Linked DNA regions of Homo sapiens: region 1 is linked to region 2. A link is an interaction called in ENCODE POLR2A ChIA-PET data of the cell type or tissue named here. Cell type or tissue: OCI-LY7. All regions are shown on one strand. Each heading gives the region's core, and the rest is flanking DNA. Links, peaks and the distances in the headings are about the cores only.

Region 1 (5,378 bases), core at 120-5,119, 350 kb before region 2:
TATACATATATATGTATATGTGTGTATACATATATATGTATATGTGTGTATACATATATATGTATATGTGTGTATACATATATATGTATATGTGTGTATACATATATATGTATATGTGTGTATACATATATATGTATATGTGTGTATACATATATATGTATATGTGTGTATACATATATATGTATATGTGTGTATACATATATATGTATATGTGTGTATACATATATATGTATATGTGTGTATACATATATATGTATATGTGTGTATACATATATATGTATATGTGTGTATACATATATATGTATATGTATATATACGATGGAATACTACTTAGCCATAAAAAGGAATGAATTACTGGCATTCGCAGAGACCTCGATGAGATTGGAGACAACAATTCTGGGTAAAGTAACTCAGGAATGGAAAACCAAACATCACCTGTTCTCACTCATAAGTGGGAGCTAACGGCTAGGCATGGTGGTTCACGCCTGTAATCTCAGCACTCTGGGAGGCCGAGGCGGGTGGATCACTTGAGGTCAGGAGTTCAAGACCAGCCTGGCCAACATGGTGAAACCCCATCTCTACTAAAAATACAAAAATTAGGCGGGCATGGTGGCATGTGCCTATAATCCCAGCCACTCGGGAGGCTGAGACAGGAGAATCACCTGAACCCGGGAGGCAGAGGTTGCAATGAGCTGAGATCGCGCCACTCCACTCCAGCCTGGGCAACAGAGCAAGACTCCATCTCAAAAAAAAAAAAAATAGTAAGTAGGACCTAAGCCATGAGGATGCAAAGTCATAAGAATGACACAATAGACTTCAGGGACTCAGAGGAAAAGGATGGGAAGCGGGTGAGGGATAAAAGACTGGGTTCAGTGTATACTGCTCGGGTGCACTGTTCAGTATACACTGTTCAGTGTATACTGCTCAGGTGCACCCAAATCTCACAAATCACCACTAAAGAACTTACTCATGTAACCAAACACCACCTGTTCCCCAGTAATCTATAGAAATAAAAAATTAAAAAGAAAAACAGAAAGAAAAACAGACAAGTGGTCTCCGAAGACTTGTTCTCCTCAATTCCATGAGGAATCCCATGGTTCCTCAAAAACACTTGGAGGCGATGGGGTACTTCCTCCTGCTCTTGTTACTTAAGAAACAAATAAATAAATAATCCAAAATTGTCAGGGATCAATCATTTTTGTCTTCATTTAAAATTAACCCAGAGTCCAGATTTACTCTATCAGACGAATATGTAAGAGAAAGGAAATATGATTCACATTCAATTTATTTTTCAAAGTGTTTCTGGACAAAGTAAGACATTTAATAACATGGAAAGTAACCGCTGAAAGGAACAAGAAAAGGAACTGCACCTACAGCAAAATCTCACCCACCAGCTCTTCCGCGGCCCCCGTCACAGGAAGGTCATCTCCACTCACAAACAAGAAGAGAAACCCAACTGGCGGGGAACACACAATCACTGCCGGAACAAGACTCCGGGGCTTCCCTCTGCATGGAAAACAGGACTGAGGGTTCTTACCCAATAAACAATCTCTTCAAAACATAAGCAAAAGGCAATACAGATTTATAAAAAACACAAGAAAGCAAGGCGGCCAGAAGCAGCAGCCAACATTCTGAGGAAAGAGGCAGGGCTCTATTTGGTTCCTAGGCCTGAGCAGGACATAGGACATAGGAAGAACCCTCCGAGCTGACTTCAGTCCCCTGGGTTTAAACACACTTTGTGGAGGTTACCCAGTGACCACCCCCAAGGCCGCTGACCAAGGTACTCCTGCCCACATCCAAGTGCAGGACTCTGCTGAGGGAGGTGCTGGGCCACCTGCCATTCCCTGTCAGACATCCCTCGGCACAGTCCCCAACTCTTCACAGCTGCTGTAACAAATTACCACAGCTTAAAACATGCATTCACTATCTCGAAGTTCTGAAGGTCAGAAATCCGGCATGGGTCTCATCACACTGAAGTCCAGGCGTCAGCCAGCTGTGCCCCTTCCGGGAGGCTCGAAGGGAGAACCCCTTTCCTGCTCACTCCGGTTGGCGGCAGAATTCAGCTCCTGGCGGATGCAGGAGCAAGGCCTTGCTCTCCTGTTAGCCATCTGCAGAAGGCCTTTCGCAGCTTCTAGAAGCCGCGCCACATTCCTGGTGGCTGCCTCCTCCATCTGCAAAGCCAGCCGCTGTGGGTGGAGTCCATCCCACACCATGTCTCTGACCACGTCCAAAAGCTCGTGAGGTTACACTGGGCCCACCAGGTAACAGGACAATTCCCCCATTTCAGGTCAGCTGATTAGCGACCTTAATTCCCCTCTGCCATGTAACAGAACATATTCACAGGGGTCAGGGATGAGGATGAGGACACCTTTAGGGGGCCAGTATTCTGCCTACCACACTCCCATCCCCTCAGGCCAGCACCCTGGAGATCACCTCGACCCCCAGCACCCCGCCCATCAGTGAATCCTGAGTGTGCCATGTGTACCCTGAACATGCCCGATCCTCTCCAACCCCACAGCATCTGGCCTCGGCCTCCTCAGAAGCCCACCAGTTTCCTCTCTCGCCCTCTCTTCAAGGATGACAAACAGTGTCACAGTATCACACCCCTCCCTGTTTAAAACCCTTCAACACTCTCTCATGGCTCTTAGGACCACAGCTCAGATCTTCACCATGGCCTTGGAAGCAGCTCCAGTGCCTGCTCACCACCCTCCATGCCCCTCCTCCCCAGTCAAGCGCTCCCCACTCCTATACACCCTCCCCTGACCTCAGCAGCCAGATCGGTTCCTGCTGTACAGCCAGGTCTCGGCGGAAGCGGGACCTGTGTAAGGAGGACATGAGCATTCCACCCAGTGAGGGCCTTGCTACTCTGCCAGGGTCCCGGGACTGCCACCTGCCCAGCACTGCAGTCTGTGCGCATGTGTTCACAGGGCAGGCGTCCAGCCGTGAAGAGCCACATGGCTTGCTCAGCACGCACCACAGCACCTGGCACAGGAGAGGAGCTCGTAAACGTTTTCCAAATGAATTCATTATCCCCAACAGTGCCTCTCCTTCGGCTGAGGACGGACTGTGGCCTATTCAGCCGACCGTCTGATTTGCTCACAGACATCTCGTGGCTCTGGCAATGTAAGCTGAAGGCTGTCAGAGCCACATCACTAAGAACCCTCTTGTGCTCCAGCTTTATCCCAGCACTCACATCCTTGCCATGCTCAATTTGGGCCTTTCTTGCTACCATAACACTTTCTTTTTTTTTTTTTTTTTTTTTTTGAGACAGAGTCTTGCCCTGTCGCCCAGGCTAGAGTGCAGTGACGCGATCTCAGCTCACTGCAACCTCCACCTCCCAGATTCAAATGATTCTCCTGCTTCAGCCTCCTGAGTAGCTGGGATTATAGATGCCTGCCACAATGTCCAGCTATTTTTTGTATTTTTAGTAGAGACGGGGTTTCACCATGTTGGTCAGGCTGGTCTCGAACTGCTGACCTCAGGTGATCCACCCGCCTGGGCCCCCCAAAGTGCTGAGATGACAGGCATGAGCCAGAGCGCCCAGCCACCACCATGCCACTTTCAAACGTCATACTCCACATACCCCAGCTGCCTGCATACCCTCTGTCAGCAGACCACACCCTGCCAGGCGGAGCTGAGCTAAAATAGCAAACATCAGACCCACACTGAAAGACTGCCTGTGTTCTCAAGCCCAGTGTGCTGTGATTTTGTCTTGGCATTTTTAAAGTGAAGTGTGGCGAGAATTCCAACTGCAACTGCGGAAAGCAACAGCCCTTCGGGAGCCAAGAGAGTCAGCGGCCCGGGAAAGAACCAGCCCAGACAGTCAGAGACTGAACCTTCAGATTCTATTTTTTTTTTTTTTTTTTTTTTTTTGAGACAGAGTCTCGCTCTGTTGCCCAGGCTGCGGGGCGGTGGCGCGACCTTGGCTCACTGCAACCTCTGCCTCCTGTGTTCAAGCGACTCTCCTGCCTCAGCCTCCCAAGCAGCTGGGATTACAGGCGCCTGCCACCACGCCTGGCTAACTTTTGTATTTTTAGTAGAGACGGGGTTTCACCATGTTGGCCAGGCTGGTCTCAAACTCCTGACCTCAAGTGATCCACCCACCTCAGCCTCCCAAAGTGCTGGGATTACCGGCGTGAGCCACCGCGCCCGGCCAAACCTTCGGATTCTTATCACTTACCATTTCTTGCCACCACCACAGCTTCCACTCAGGTGCAAGCCGCCACCACCAGTGACCACTGGACGCTGCGGCACCCTGGCCTCCTGGTCTCCCTGCTTCTGCCCTTGCCCCGACTCCCAACGCCTCCAATCTGTCTTCAGTACAGCAGCCAAAGATATCCCATTAAACCTAATGCAGACCATGCCACTTCTCTGCTCAAAGCCCTCCAAAGGTTCCCCATTCAGCCAGAATCAAAGAACAGTCCATGTCTTCACTGTGGTCATGAGGCCCTACCCCACCACCTTTCATGACGCACCCCACGACTCTCCCCTTCTCTCGGCCAGACCCACCCTGGCCCCAGCTCCTCTCCTCAAGCACGCCAGCATCGCTCTGGGAGTCCTCTGCACCTGCTCACTCCTCTGCCAGGACCGCTCTTCCCCAGCCTCCTGGTTGGCCTGTTCCCTCACCTCGTGCAAATCTTTCCTCAAATGTCACCTCAGTGAAGGGCTCCTTCTCACCACCACACCTGCCACTAAGCCACCTAGTCCTCTTTCCCAGCATTGTTTTGATAGCAGCTGTCACCTTCCAACAGTTAACTCCATTTAACTGAGCTATGTTATTTATACCCGGCTCTCCCACTGCACTGTAAGCTCTGGGAGAGCAGAGATCTAGGTCTATTTTGTTCACTAATATTATCTCCAGCACCTGGGGCTGTTCCTAACACATACTATGGGTTGAATACATATTTGCTGGATCAGCAAATCATCAAATTCTCAAAACTGGTCCAAGAAGCCCATTCTTTTCTCCTCAAAGAGAATCGTGCTAAGCCAAAGATATCTCCCCATTTGCCATAGCTACTTAAACCAAACTCAACCGCTTTGTGCTACAGATACAGACACTGATGGCCCCAGAGGTAACTTGGTGAAGACCACTACCGGAAAAAGAAAGTTAAAATCTGGACCACCAACTCCTAGTCCTCTGACTAGGAGGGTCTATCTACCACACCACACATCCTGGCTCATCCAGAAACAAAGTTTCTAGGAAAGCGTCAGCCACATATGCAACCTAAGGACCAGGGTGTGCATAAACCGAGGGTCTACCAGCAAGACCACCTCTCCTGCAGTTTATAGCCCTGGCCAAACCACTCACTCTCCAGGCTAATCGAGGAGATAGTTCGGAATAAACACCAGGTATCGGTACTGACAATGCAAGAATGAGA
Region 2 (5,378 bases), core at 168-5,167:
ATTACAGGTGCGCACCACCACCACGCCTGGCTAATTTTGGTATTTTTAGTAGAGATGGGATTTCACCATGTTGGCCAGGCTGGTCTCGAACTCCTGACCTCAGGTGATCCAACTGCCTCAGCCTCCCAAAGTGCTGGATTATAGGCGTGAGCCACCGCACCCGGCCCATACTTGTTAATAGTGCTCATCGGATAGCTTTTTCAAGGTCATAAACTGCCTAAAGCATGGAGTCTTTTTTTTTTTTTTTTTCTGAGACGAAGTTTCGCTCCTGTTGCCCAGGCTGGAGTGTAAAGGCGCGATCTCGGCTCACCGCAACCTCTGCCTCCCAGGTTCAAGCAATTCTCCTGCCTCAGCCTCCCGAGTAGGTGGGATTACAGGCCTGCACCACCACGCCCGGCTAATTTTGTATTTTTAGTAGAGACGGGGTTTCTCCATGTTGAGGCTGGTCTTGAACTCCTGACCTCAGGTGATCTGCCCCCCTCGGCCTCCCAAAGTGCTGGGATTACAGGCGTGAGCCACCGCGCCTGGCCAGCATGGAGTCTTGATCAGATATTTATTATTCCTGGTGATGCAGTGGTTTGGCTGCTGGTTCTTCTGGTCTATGCGATTCAGCCAGGGCTGTGTGAAGGCCTCACTCATATGACCTGGCCGTTAGCCATGGCAGCTGGGGCCTCTCATCTTCCAGCAGGCCACCCTGGCCGTTCACTTGGTGGCAGGGGGTTCCTAGCAGCCAGAGAGGGCGAGTCCCAGTGCACGGTGCTTTCCAGGCCTTATCTCGTGTCCTTGTGCCCTGATGTCCTGTTGCCCAGGTCATGTGGCCAAGCCCAGCCTCTAGGTAGAGACATGGACCATTGGTGGCAAGAGCCAGGAGGTGGCATTGCAGAGGCCAGACGTACAGTGCAGGAGGCATCATCGTGGCCCTTATAGCAAAGGTGGATACCAATGGGAAGAAGAATGCAAAGTGAGGTGGATTTCGTGTTCCTTTTATGCCCTTCTGTGCCTTCTTACATGCACTTGAGTTCTTTGTATTTAAAAAAACAATATAGCAGTTATCTGGGTCATGGGACTATGAGCCATTTTTTTTTTTTTTGAGATGGAGTCTCGCTCTGTCGCCCAGGCTGGAGTGCAGTGGCGTGATCTCAGCTCACTGCAAGCTCCACCTCCTGGGTTCACACCATTCTCCTGCCTCAGTCTCCTGAGTAGCTGGGACTACAGGCGCCCACCACCATGCCCGGCTAATTTTTATTTATTTATTTATTTATTTTTTATTATTATTATTTTTTTTTAGTAGAGACGGGGTTTCACCGTGTTGGCCAGGATGGTCTCAGTCACCTGACCTCGTGATCCGCCCCCCCTTGGCCTCCCAAAGTGCTGCGATTACAGGTGTGAGCCACTGCGCCCGGCCCTGGTTTTTTCTTTTAAATATTCTGTTTAAAAAAATCATTTGAGGGCCAGGCACGGTGGCTCACGCCTGTAATCCTAGCACTTTGGGAGGCCGAGGCAGGCAGATCACTTGAAGTCAGGAGTTCAAAACCAGCCTGGCCAACCTGGCAAAACCCCATCTCTACTAAAAATACAAAAAAATTAGCCGGGCGTGGTGGCAGGTGCCCATAATCTCAGCTACTCGGGAGGCTGAGGCAGGAGAATCTCTTGAACCTGGGAGGTAGAGGTTGCAGTGAGCCAAGACCGTGCCACTGCACTCTAGCCTGGGCGACAGAGTGAGACTCTGTCTCAAAAATAAAACAAAAAAAATAAACAAAAAGATAATTGGATATACAGAATATGTAAGATAAAGAAGCTAAACTTTTACAAAGTTAATTAAGCCTTGCAAAGTATGTAAAATCCTTATGATAAAGGAGGTGGCCATGCAGGCTGGTAATTTTGCCCTCAGGGCCTTGTTGGCTTTGATTCTGTCTCATAGGAAGTTCCGTGTTTAAGAGGAGGGGATGGGGATGCTCCCCAGGTGTTCCGTGGCTGCGTGAAAGGTCACGCCCTTCGTGAGCTTCCCTGGCTTCTCCAGCCCCAGCAGGTGTTCTGTCAAATCCACTAGTGGGGCCTCTGCTAAGGCAGTCTGCACGTGCTCCCATCAGTTGGTGAAGTCGGCGGCCACTGCCTTTACTTACCCTGCATCTCGGACTCAGGATGTTCCTGCCTCCTTGAGCCCAAGTGATGGGGGCATAGAAGCCGATAGAGGGGTCTTCAGGTGGCTAGCGAGCTCTGCCAGAAAGGTGGTGCAGGGCCCTGCTTGCAGGCGCTGTGGCAGGTGGGGGCTGCCCCGATGCTGCTATGTGATGTGACAGATAAGTCACTTGGTTTCCGTTCCCAAACACAGGCCTGGTCAGGTGGTAGAAAGTCACCTGCTATGGAAACGTGGTGATTCTCGGAGGCAAGCGCCGCCCCACCCTGGGCCTTTGTGTTACAGAACCCTGTTATGGAAAGTCGCCCCAGGGCTGGAGCAGCCCTCAGTTTCACGCCCGGCTGAGGTTGCTTCCTGTCTGGCATCATAGCCACTGTCCTCCAGCAGCCTCTGTCTCACCCCCATCCTTCCCACCCCACCCAACCCCTCACTGCTGGGGCTCTGAGATGCACTGTGCCACGGCTGCCTCCCTCCCCTCTCTGGGCTCCTGGCCTTTCCCGCCTCTACCCCCCCAGCACCTCGGCAGGGAGGGTGGTGGTGGCTGAAGTGTACTGGCTGATGTCCTGTCTTGTGCCAGGCTCATGTGTGTCCCCCACGTGATCCTCATGTTAGCTCCTGGAGGAGGAGGTGCTGTTGCTGTTTCACAGATGAGGAAACTGAAGCACAGAGTAGATGATGGGAGGGCCGGGTTTAGGCGGAGCCATGGACCCAGCATCTCTCACCCACCCGTGTATCCGCTGCTCTGGGACGTGCCATCCGAGGGCTGTCGCGTTTTCCTGCCGTGACCATCCCCGGCCCCCACCTTCTCCCTGTCTTATCCAGGCGCTTCCATGCTCTGTCCCCCAATTCAGCCCTCTCCCCACCTTCACCTTATCACACAGATACTGAGCATGTCACCCCTTAGTGGGATGCAGGCCAGGAGGGAGGGAGGCTGGTCAGAAAGGTCATCAGGGCAAGAAGAGGCAGGGGGACTAAGGAAGGGGGTCCCGCGGGCCCAGATCGAGGACAGAGAGGGGACTATTAGGTCTTTACAGGAGCAGGCCATGACTTTGTATGAGCATGTGTTAGTGTGCAAGACTGTGTGCAAGGTGAGTGTGTACAGGTGAGTATATTGTGCAAGCATGAGCACGAGTATGGGTGAGCATGTGTGCACACAAGTGTGTGCTAGTATATCTGTGTGTGCACATGCAAGTATGAATGATGTGAGTGGGTGTGTCCACGTGTGCACACGTGTGAGTGCATACGTGAGTGGGTGAGTGCACCTGGGTGAGTATGCATGTGTGTGGGTGTGTGCACGTGTGTGAAGAAGCACACGTGTAAATGTGTGGGTGAGTGCACATTTGAGTGGGTGAGCATGCACATGTGGGTAAATGTGCACATGAGTGCACGAGTGGGTGAGTGCATACGTGAGTGCACATGAGTGGCTGAGTGTGCATATATGAGTGCACGTGTGTGGGCGAGTGCATTTGAGTGTGGGTGAGCATATGTGGGTGTGAATGTGGGTATGTACGAGTGTGGGTAGGTGTGCACATGTGAGTATGAATGAGTGCACGTGTGGGTGAGGGCACATTTGAGTGGGTGAGTGTATATGTGAGTGTGAATGTGGATGAGTATGCACGAGTGTGGGTAGGTGTGCACATGTGAGTATGAGCGCACGTGTGGGTGAGTGCACATTTGAGTGTGAGTGTCGGTAAGTGCACGTGGGTTTTGAGTATGCACATGATTGTGGGTGAGTGTACATAAGGGTGAGTGCACGTGTGCGTGGGTGAGTGTGCATGAGTTTGGGTAAGTGTACGTGTGAGCGTATGAATAAATGCACATGAATGTGAGAAGGCACGTGTGGGAGTGCACATGTGGGTGTGAATGCGGGTATGCACGTGAGCGTGGGTAAATGTGCACGAGTATGAGTGCATGTGCATGGGTGAGGGCGCATTTGAGTGTGAGTGGTGAGTGTGCACGTGTGGGTTTGAGTATGCACGAGTGTGGGTGAGTGTACACACGTGAGTGTGAGTGGGCGAGTGTACACATTTTTGGTAAGCTTTTTTGCTTGCTCAGAAAAGTCATTTTCGAGGGAACTGTAGCCCACCTGCCATCCTTCCTGAAGTTTTCTCCTGTTTTTCCCGGGACACTCAGGCTACTGTGTTGTGGGGGCTGAGCTCAGAGGCCCCATCCCAGGCACTCTGTCCCGGTGCCCGTGTGGAGGAGGCAGGCCCCGGGAGGCTGCAGCTCGGAAGTGTGCGTTCCTCCTTGTCCCGCTTGTCAGGATTTCTCTAGCTGGGAGTAGCATTAGGATTGAGATGCCTCCCACCCATAGAGGAACATGAGTGAGCTTCTTGTTGAGTGCTTGAGGAGGGTCCCTCAGGTTGTACCAAGCAACTTTTTGCCTATAAAATCCCCAAGAGAAGGAACGTGTTGCTTTCCAAGAAGGCGCTGTATCTCACTGCATTTTGGCCCTTCATTTGTCATTGGCAAGAAGACCCCCCTCTGAGCAAATCCCCATATAATTCCCAGGCTCCCAAAACACCTGGGGGAGTAGCCTGGCCGCAGAGGTGACCTGGTCCCGATGGCTGAGCCCCAAAGGAGCAGGGCTGAGATGGCCCTGGCTTCCTCCCATGGAACTGGGGGCTTTGGTCCAGGGTCTGGCTCAGTGGGGGCTGGCACGGTGCCCTGCTGGATCATTTCCAGAACAAAATTAACTACCACGGGGATCATGGAGCTCTGTAGGAGGAGCTTATCTCCGTCCAGTGCTGAACACGCATGCCCAGGGGACTCCTGCCTCCGGACCCACGGTTCTTGTGTTTCCAAATGTACTGTATACGTCCATCAGGAAAGCACAGAGCTCCTCACTTTTGTCTTTGGCCAGAATCATCGGGGAAACGGGTTAGACCCCCTTGCCTGAGAAATAAAAGGCTTTGTGTGATTTCTTTAAGAATCTCTAGGTGACCGGTTGGTTCTGACCTTTGTTGAAAACTTTTCTAATGCTCCCACAATAAGCCTAATAGCACCGTGCATTACTTTCTTGGATAGTTGAATAAATGGAGGAAATGGCGGGCCAGTGCCCGAACTCCAAGCTGCAGGTGGCTTTGCGTCTTAGCTCCTGGAGAAGAGCCTGCGGGTTCAGCGGAGAGGCTAATTGCACGAGTTGCTTACTTGCTGCTTTTTTCTTTAAAGATGTAAAAATCAACTTTATGATTTTATGTTATATTTTATTTTAATTTATTTATTTATTTATTCTGAGGCG

The links. Peaks named below come from ENCODE experiments on the same cell type or tissue, not always from the same donor. Only the 100,000 strongest peaks of a DNase experiment are listed, where the experiment ranks them.
Region 1: POLR2A ChIA-PET joins it to region 2 with 20 read pairs; 1 of 35 experiments calls an interaction of 5 or more read pairs at or near these places.

Annotation. Positions count from the first base shown.
Region 1 is chr22:46,766,980-46,772,357 of GRCh38, reverse strand. The region is part of intron 1 of TBC1D22A (TBC1 domain family member 22A); the gene reads right to left. Among named protein-coding and RNA genes, the nearest start is that of TBC1D22A, 7.0 kb to the right of the region's middle. RefSeq lists enhancers at 1,574-2,452, 2,992-3,201, 2,453-3,333, 3,452-3,501. In OCI-LY7, for the core only: no CTCF peak of the experiment used is centred there; DNase peaks (open chromatin) are centred at 1,417, 2,907 and 3,607; H3K4me3 peaks cover 2,825 bases; H3K27ac peaks cover 4,347 bases.
Region 2 is chr22:46,418,479-46,423,856 of GRCh38, reverse strand. All of the region lies in intron 5 of CELSR1 (cadherin EGF LAG seven-pass G-type receptor 1), which reads left to right. Among named protein-coding and RNA genes, the nearest start is that of TRMU, 85 kb to the right of the region's middle. RefSeq lists a silencer at 2,534-2,583. In OCI-LY7, for the core only: no CTCF peak of the experiment used is centred there; a DNase peak (open chromatin) is centred at 2,376; H3K4me3 peaks cover 642 bases; H3K27ac peaks cover 471 bases.